Linked DNA regions of Homo sapiens: region 2 is linked to region 1. Evidence: read pairs that join two places in POLR2A ChIA-PET (ENCODE). Cell type or tissue: HepG2. All regions are shown on one strand. Each heading gives the region's core, and the rest is flanking DNA. Links, peaks and the distances in the headings are about the cores only.

Region 1 (4,382 bases), core at 293-4,292:
TGGGCCTCTGTCAGCTGGGGCATCCCTCATCTCCTCTCCCCTCTGGACCCCTTCTCCCCATTCTGCCAGCCCTTAAGACAGCATCTGCCCCCGTACTGGGCCAGCAGAGTCCCAGCGTGGCCCCTCCCTGCCCCGACCCCAGCTCTGGAGCTTCCCGCCAAATGCCTTGGCCTTGATGGTTGCCCGTGTCTACAAGGCAGAGAAGCCCGCAGCTATGTGGTCACAGTGGCATTCTGGAAGACTGAGGGAATGGGGTGTGGATGCCTCCTCTCGGTGGCTGTGACCCTCTGGGTTCAAGGAGGGAGAACTAAACAGCTGCCAAGACTCATCGCAGGCCCTGGGTGCCTACACACTTTGAATCACAGCTACTGTACCGTGCTGGGTCACTGCCAGGAATCTGAGGAGACAATAAGCTCTTATTTTAAAAAGATTTGCCAGCATACCCGGGCTTTTACAAATGCTTGATAATTATTGCCAAAAATAGGTATTGGCTTAGGGTCTCCAGTGCTGTCCTGGCAGCTCCAGTGATGAGGGGCCTGCACCATGTATGCAGTCCAAACCTCGCCACAGAGGGGGCCTGGAGGTCAGCAAGCCGGGCACCCCTAGACCCCACAGGGTGGGCATTGTGGACCACGCCTTTGCTGCTCGAGGAGAGGAAGGGGAACCGCAGGAGGAGCTCTTAGTGCCAACTTTGAAGAACAGAGATTGTGTCCTTGTGCCAACTACTCTGAGTCACTTAATGCCATTCCCATTCACGAGAAGAGAAAAATCTGGTACACAGGACTAACCAGTTTGAATTTCCAACTTCTTGGCAATCCAAGAATTTCAGGCTTCTATAAATAGCAAATCCTCCAGTGCTCCCTCCTCTGATGGGGGCTGCCCTCTTCCAACCTTGTATTCATTCAGTGAGCATTTAGCGAGCTACAGACCAGAGAGCCACCCTGCACCTTACAGATTATCTCATGCAACCCCTCACTTAACTGACGAGCAGGGATGGGACTTGTCCAGGTCACAGAACTAAATACCAGGTGCCCAGCCCTGGGGTGAACCCTATAGAGAGGAAGGTGGAAGAGACACAACCTCTTCTCTCAGAGCCCCAGATTACCGGGGGAAGCAGTCACTTGCTCAGAGAGCAACGATACAAGGGAAAATGTAATTCTATCCATAAAAAGTTGAAATGGCCAGGCGCGGTGGCTCACACCTGTAATCCCAGGCCTTTGGGAGGCCAAGGCGGGTGGATCACTTGAGGTCAGGAGTTTGAGACCAGCTTGGCCAACATGGAGAAACCCCATCTCTCTAAAAATCCAAAAATTAGCCTGGCGTGGTGGCGGGTGCCTGTAATCCCAGCTACTCAGGAGGTTGAGGCAGGAGGATCACTTGAAATCACAGTGAGCCGAGATCATGCCACTGCACTCCAGCCTGGGCGACAGAGCAGGACTCTGTCTCAAAAAAAAAAAAAAGTTGAAATGAAGAATCGTGGGAGAGCAAAGACACCAGGTCATTCCTGCACAAGGAATCTGGAAGGATATCATGGGGAACAGTATTAGAGTTGACCCTCCAGAGAAACACTCAGGAGTGGATTTAGACACTCAGGGAGAGAAGAAAGGCGAAAGGGATATGCAGATAAAAGAAACAGCTTAAGACAGCAGAGATGGGATGTCTAAGGAATGCAGGCCAGTTTGGCTGTTATATAGGATGTTGAAACTAAATGATGGGGGTAGGAAGGGGAGTCGGTTACGGGGCTGGATGATGGAAGGTATGGAATGACAGGGTGAGGAATTTGAGCTTCACCATCATCATTATCATTTAAAAGCACCAATGGCAAGTTGTCAGGCATGTTACTGAGCACGATTACTCATGTATTGCAGAGTCTGCACTTTATAGGAACTTGAAATTTAGGACAGAATAAAATTATGGACAGATATTGAAGCTCTATATTATACATAAATGAAAGCTATTTAACACGTAAGTATTTCAGTAGAAGTAAAGGGGCAAGTGCATTTAATGGACTAGTGAGGGAAGAAGGCATCTGGGAATTTGTTCCTGGAAGGGATCCCTCTATCCTCAGCCTCCCCTGTGTTCGGCAGCTCTGGGAAAGGCCCAGAAAAGCAGAGATAGCAGTCTTAATATTAGACACTGACTTAGTGTGGCTTTGTGCCTTCTAGATGGCTGATTTCTGAGAAGGAACAATTCCTGGAGCCTCCCGTTCATTCTTATTCATTGCTCCAGCTCTCCTTTAAGTCCAGTCCTGAGATTGTAGCACATGGAGGAACACAGATTGGAGGGGACAGTGGGATGGTGGACAGGGCCCACTGAGTACCGTTGTGCAGGTTATCTACTGCACGAGAAGTGGCAAGTAAGAATTGAAATCCAGACCTCCTCCTCTCATTGAGTCAAAATGAGCTGTGTCCATATGGCGGTGAGAAGGGTGCTTTTTCTAGTCCATGCAAAGGCATTTTGTGGGCTTGTGGTCCTGACAGAGATGCAACTAAACAGCTTCTCTAGACAGTGCTTTCCAGCCTTACCCTCCCACTACTTCCCACTACGGCACATGGGAAACACTTCCAGCCTGATGCCCTGGGCCAGGTGCCAGCATGGAGATGACTCTCAGCCACCCAGCCCTCTACCCTCATCCCTAGCTTGTTTGTGCTCCATTAGGCTGGAGATCTGAGAAAGGGCAGAGGGAAATGTTTGCTAAACTAGATCAAAGACTAAGAAGAATTCACACACATACTCTAAGCACCTATTGAGTCTGGCCCTGCCATCAAACTGTCGAACAGACCTCTGACGATCCTGTGAGACTGTGTCAAACACGGCACTCAAAACTCTAACGTGTCTGGGCAAAGTGGCTCCTGCCTGTAATCCCAACACATTGAAAGGCTGAGGCAGGAGGATCGCTTGAGCCCCAGAGTTCTAGATCAACCTGGGCAAGACAGTGGGACCCCGTCTCTACAAAAGATAAAAAAGAAAAATTAACCTGGCATGGGAGCCTGTGCCTATAGTACCAGCTACCTGGCAGGCTGAGGTGGGAGGAGTACTTGAGCCTGGGAGGTCAAGGCTGCAGTGAGCCTTGATCTCGTGACTACACTCCAGGCTAGATGACAGAGCAAGACCGTGTCTGAAACAAACAAACAAAAACCCACTTCAATGCAATGTAAGAGTGGGAATCCCCTCAGAGCCCATGATCAGCAGCCCCCTGACTCCCCCACCACACGCCATCCCTGACGGGAGCTACCCAGCTTCTGTCTGAGCACTTTAAAGGAATGACAGAGCTGACGGGCCCCGAGAGCCTCTTCATTGTGAGGGAGCTGTGGTTGTTCTAGCAATCTCCTCTTTTTGTTTAGCTGCAATTAGACCCCTGTAACTTCCACTATTGATTCGGCTTCTGCCCCCTGTTGCCCTACAGATTTGTAGGTAAGAAAAGAAGAAACAGAAAAAATAGCCCCTCCACAATAAGCTATTCCTTTCTTGCCTCACTCATTTGTCTGCACCAGGAAGTCAAACCCCATAAGAAACGCCCTTAATACTCCCAGCTAAGCATTTCCTATTGCCCATGTTATTACATTCTTTGCCATTCTTTGCCTTCTTCCTGTTCCCAGCTTCTGACTCCTGGGCTGGTTTTCTGACCACAGGTCGGCGAGAGTCACTTGGATTTGATTCCCCTCGAGCGTTGGCTCCTGACTTCCCTCCTCATAGCCTCCCACCACTTTGATTCTGCTCTTCCAGGCAGCTCAGGGTCAATTCTCTGCATGCGTCAGCAGCAGGGTCTTTAGGAACAGTTGCACAGGTTGCGCATTTTCCTTCTGCCTTTCAGCCCCGAGACCATACCTTTTCCCTCAGGTTCCTGCTGTGGCAGTCAGTGTTCCTGCTGAGTTCACTGGGTTCCTTTTGACGGGGCAAGATAGAGGCAGAAGAAAATGAGGCCTGCTTCTCTGGGGAGCCCTGGTCTCCCAACAACACACCTACCTTTCCCAACTGTATCATTTGCTCTGAGAGGGCAGGATACACCTCTTATTAATCTCTGGGTCCTTTATGACTGAGTCCAACCCAGGGCCCTAGGCAAGGTAAAGGCTCAGGAAGTGTTACTTGAGTGAATGCATGAATAAATGTTAGGAGAGTAGGGTTTGATTTCTAGGGGTGAGAGGAGAGCTGCTGAGCAGCAGGAAAAGACGAGAAGACCCCTAGGGAGTCTCACTCTCCCTGGCAACTGCTCAGATGACTTGCTCTCAGAAAAGACCTCCTGGTCGTGAAGTCACTCTCCTGTGTCTGGCTTCCTCGCAGATGCCCGATTTCCTTCTCTACAAGACCAATCTTTCCCAGACTGGTCCTTGGAAAAACAAAACAAAACAAAACAAAAAACAAACAAACAAACAAAAACAGGC
Region 2 (4,382 bases), core at 138-4,137, 160 kb before region 1:
AAAGAACCGCATGCTGGTGGGCCAGGCCCATGGGCAGTTGCCAGTATGCCTGAGGCTTTGGCTGGGACTTGAGGCCAGCTCCTGCCTTGACAGGAGTCCTCAGGGTCTGCCTCAGGGTGGGAAGGAAGGAGGTAGAAGCAGCTCTTCTCTCCTCCCCAGGACAAAGGCCATGATGGGGTCAAGGAGCTGGACAGCCTAAACAGTGACCGATTGAGAACCGTCCAGCTCAATGTCTGCAGCAGCGAAGAGGTGGAGAAAGTGGTGGAGATTGTCCGCTCGAGCCTGAAGGACCCTGAGAAAGGTAGGGCGCCCCTTCGGACGGCAGGGGTTGTGTATGGGGCCATTCCAAGGGGCACTTGCCGAACACCACCTTCCACTGGCTGGCATCCTGCCACCACACTCCCTTCCTTATTGTTTAGGCTCTTCCTCCTGCACAGTAGGAGGAAGAGGATTACACTAAACATACACGTGCAATAGGGCAATGGAAAAATACAGTCAGGAGGTGATTTCAGAGTTCACGGAGTGCTAGGTGGCTACGCACTGATTCAGGTCAGTTCAGCCAATGCCCATTGATGCCCCCTCTGGCCCAGGAGCTGGGTTGGGTGCCAGGGACACAAAGATGGTCAAGGCACATTCTGTCCCCAGGACCTCATAGTTCAGCCGGAGGACTGAGTTCAAAATCAGGGAGCCGTGCATTGAGAGAGGCAGAGCAGCACAGGAAGGAGGGGTCAGTCCAGCCATGGGGGCGCAGTGGAAATAGGCCAGTTAAGGCAGATTGTGGCAGAGAGCAGATATGGTTGTTCCAAGAGGAGGGGAGAGCAGGAACCACAGCTTCGAGGAGCACGGGGAGGGTAGCGGGGGCTGTTGGTCAAGTGGTGGGATTAGCCGGCACCTCAATATGAGTCATGGGTCAGGTCACGCAGAGGGGGTGGCAGCAAAGGAGGTTGGGGAGGGAGGTCTTGGATCCCAGGCGAGGGAACATGGCTGGTCTCCCAATGGCACTGGGGAGCCACTGAAGGGGTCATCCTGAGGGAATGGCCTGGTCATTGTGAGACTTGTGAATCTCCCTCTGAGGATGGCAGTGGCAATGTGAAGGTGGATTCAAAGCGGGAGTTAAACATGGGTTCTGGACTCCGGAACTAGGGTGGTAGGTGTTGGGAAACAGGAAGGGTCAGGTGCGAGGAGTGTTGAGAAGGCGAAGCTGCCTGGACTTGGTGACTTGGATGTGGGGATGAGGTGAGGCGCGAAGTCTCTGTCCTGGACACCTGGTGCCCCGCACTGCAGGAGCAGGTGGGGAGATAGGGAGACACTGAAGCGCCCACCCTGAGGGAATGTCCAGGCTAGAAGAGCAGGTGCCCACGGCAGGTGACACTGGGAGTCGGGGAGATGCACAGAGGGACCCCTGGGAATGTGAGTGTTCGGGGATCAGAGGAGGGGGAGAGGCAGCTGTCAGAGAGGTTGGATACAGTTCCCCAGAGGCTAAACAACAGAAAGTTTGGAGGAGAGGGCAGTACCAGTAGCCAACAGGGTCAAAAGCTACAGAAAGTTCCAGTAGCATAAGGACTAAAATATCCTTCCAGTTCAGCCAGTGGAGGGCCTTGTGGGAGGAGCTCTGTCTGCAACCTCGGGGTGCCATTCATGTAGAATACAGCAGTGGGGGATGGAGCTCCCTGGAGCCGGGCCGCCCAGCAGCATCTGGAGAAGCGAATCTATGAAGTTTACCTTTGAGCTCCCTGACAGCCCAGGCAGAAAGGGTGTGCGTCATTCAGGCCTCTGCTTTCCCTCAGAATGGGGTGGGGCAGCTCTCAGGAGCAGCTACTTCAGTGGCTGGGGAAGGAGGCGGAAAAGGCAGGAGTGACCAGATCCCATGCGGGGAGCTCTGCTGAGCCTGTATCAGCCAGATGGATGTGCTGTCTGTCACAGCAGCTGCCTCAGAGGCTGCGTGTGTGGCTGTCGGTGATGCCGCTCCTCTGCCTGTCTCTGATGTGCCACCTCATCAGCCCACTGTCGCTCCCATCCTCCCAACAGGCCATTCACAGGCCTCTCTGTTCTCTGTTCTCGCTGAACATCTGTTTAATAATTAACAGGCAGAGCCAGCCCATTAAGAAAAGGCAGGATGGGTCCCGCTGGGGTGATTACCGGCTCAGAACCTGCAGCCTGCTTCGCCCTTCCCTGGCGGTAAATTCTCCTCCCTCCCACCTTCCCTGGGCAGCTGCTATATTTTCCTTCATAAACTACTGGGCAGGAAAACAGCTGCATCGGCACCATAAAGCCACTTGATTATAGCGTGGGTTTTGTGGTGATCTAAAATGCCCGTGGAAAGGCGTCATCACCGGAGACCCAAGCAGAGAACGCACCAGGCCGGCTTGCTCAGGCTGGCGGTCCTCGTCCCCTGCCCCCCTGACTCTGGGGCAGAATCACTTCCATTGTCTGTACTGGACTGGCCAGGCAGCCTAACCTACAAGGCAGGGTGGGCCCCGGCCCACACAGAGGGGAGGCACTCACCCCCTGCCCGGGGATCTGGGCTCCAACCCCAGCACCAGCCTGACGCGCAGACCTTTCCCTGCTGCTTTTCCCACGCCGGGCATTCCGGAGGGCTGGATGAACCTCTCACCATCAACTTCCTTAACCGATACTGCATTTTTTTTTTTTGGAAAAGGATTTGAAGACTTTTAGGTCTGAAGAAAACAGTACATCCGTCAGATATGCAGTGGCGTGTCCCCCATCTCCTGCTCTCGCTTTCTTCCCGTCTCCCTCTCCTCCCTCTCCCTGCTTCCCCTCCACACTCTGCCACTCTGCCATGTCTTGGCCTTGCCTTGGCAATTCCCCCTCAGGCAATGCCGGCTGTGAACTCCAGGGAGCACCCTCCCAGAGCGTTCCGACCCGCAGTGGCCGCCACCGACCCACACCCCATGCAGGACATGTCAGAAGGGTCCTCTTCCCCTTCTCCACCGGGGGGGCACATTTGGTTGGCGAGTTTGACGCCCTGCAGCCTGGCTCTGTGGAACAGTTGCTGCCAAAGCCCGGGGAGCCAGCCACGGGGGCGAGATGAAGGAGATTGTCTGGTGAGAGCCACAGAGCCATCTGCCACCGGCCCCGACCCCCGCAGGACGCTGAGGGACAGGACATCTGGAGCCTGGGACCAGCCCTCCCTGTCCCCACCCCAGGGGACACCGAGCCAGTGGGCCCGAGAGCAGGCCGTGGGCATGGCCTGATCTTGGCACATCACTTACCAGTCAGTCAGTCAACATTAATTAATTAATTAATTAATTTTTTTGAGACAGAGTCTTACTCTGCCGCCCAGGCTGGAGTGCAATGGTGCGATCTCGGCTCACTGAAACCTCCACATCCCGGGTTCAAGTGATTCTCCTGTCTCAGCCTCCCGAGGAGCTGGGATTACAGGCGCCTGCCACCATGCCCAGCTAATTTTTTTTTTTTTTTTAGTAAAGAAGGGGTTTCACAAGGTTGGCCAGGCTGGTCTCAAACTCCTGACCTCAGGTGATCCACCTGCCTTGGACTCCCAAAGTGCTGGGATTATAGGCCTGAGCCACCACGCCTGACCTGGGCTTCACTTATTAGAAATGTGATCTTGGGCTTGCACCTGCCCCCTGTGTGGGTCTCAGCTTGCCCATCTGTGAAGTGGGAGAGTGCTCTGAGCCGTCCAGCACTCATGCCTGGATCAGACCACTACAAGAGCATGGGAAGAATTTCAACACAAGCTGCTCGCAGGCTGACAGGCAGCAGAACATATGTGGAGGAGTAAGGGAGAAGCTTGGAAAAGGCCTGGCCTACCATGCTGTGGGATGGAGACCACAGAGCAGGAAGTGACTGATGGGGGGATCCACCTGAGGAGGGGATGGAGACCATAGAGCAGGAAGTGACTGATGGGGGGTGCCTGAGCGGGGGATGGAGACCATAGAGCAGGAAGTGACTGATTGGGGGGTCGGCCTGAGGGGGGATGGAGACCATAGAGCAGGAAGTGACTGAGGGGGGGATGGAGACCATAGAGCAGGAAGTGACTGATGGGGCGGGGAGGTCAGCCTGAGGGGGGATGGAGACCATAGAGCAGGAAGTGACTGATGAGGGGGGTCGGCCTGAGGAGGGGATGGAGACCATAGAGCAGGAAGTGACTGATGGGGGGGGTCGGCCTGAGGAGGGGATGGAGTCCATAGAGCAGGAAGTGACTGATGGGGGGGGGTCGGCCTGAGGGGGGATGGAGTCCATAGAGCAGGAAGTGACTGATGGGGGGGGTCAGCCTGAGGGGGGATGGAGACCATAGAGCAGGAAGTGACTGATGGGGGGGGTCGGCCTGAGGGGGGATGGAGACCATAGAGCAGGAAGTGACTGATTGGGGGGGTCAGCCTGAGGGGGAGATGGAGACC

The links. Peaks named below come from ENCODE experiments on the same cell type or tissue, not always from the same donor. Only the 100,000 strongest peaks of a DNase experiment are listed, where the experiment ranks them.
Region 2: POLR2A ChIA-PET joins it to region 1 with 9 read pairs; 3 of 35 experiments call an interaction of 5 or more read pairs at or near these places.

Annotation. Positions count from the first base shown.
Region 1 is chr3:197,363,157-197,367,538 of GRCh38, reverse strand. No RefSeq gene overlaps it. Among named protein-coding and RNA genes, the nearest start is that of DLG1, 67 kb to the right of the region's middle. RefSeq lists an enhancer at 3,073-3,641. In HepG2, for the core only: no CTCF peak of the experiment used is centred there; DNase peaks (open chromatin) are centred at 2,688, 3,088 and 3,588; H3K4me3 peaks cover 1,052 bases.
Region 2 is chr3:197,518,559-197,522,940 of GRCh38, reverse strand. It overlaps BDH1 (3-hydroxybutyrate dehydrogenase 1), which reads left to right. Exons shown (of 8, transcript NM_203314.3): 6 at 160-301. Among named protein-coding and RNA genes, the nearest start is that of LINC02012, 11 kb to the right of the region's middle. RefSeq lists enhancers at 718-1,423, 1,424-2,129. In HepG2, for the core only: a CTCF peak has its summit at 2,868; a DNase peak (open chromatin) is centred at 2,030; H3K4me3 peaks cover 1,609 bases.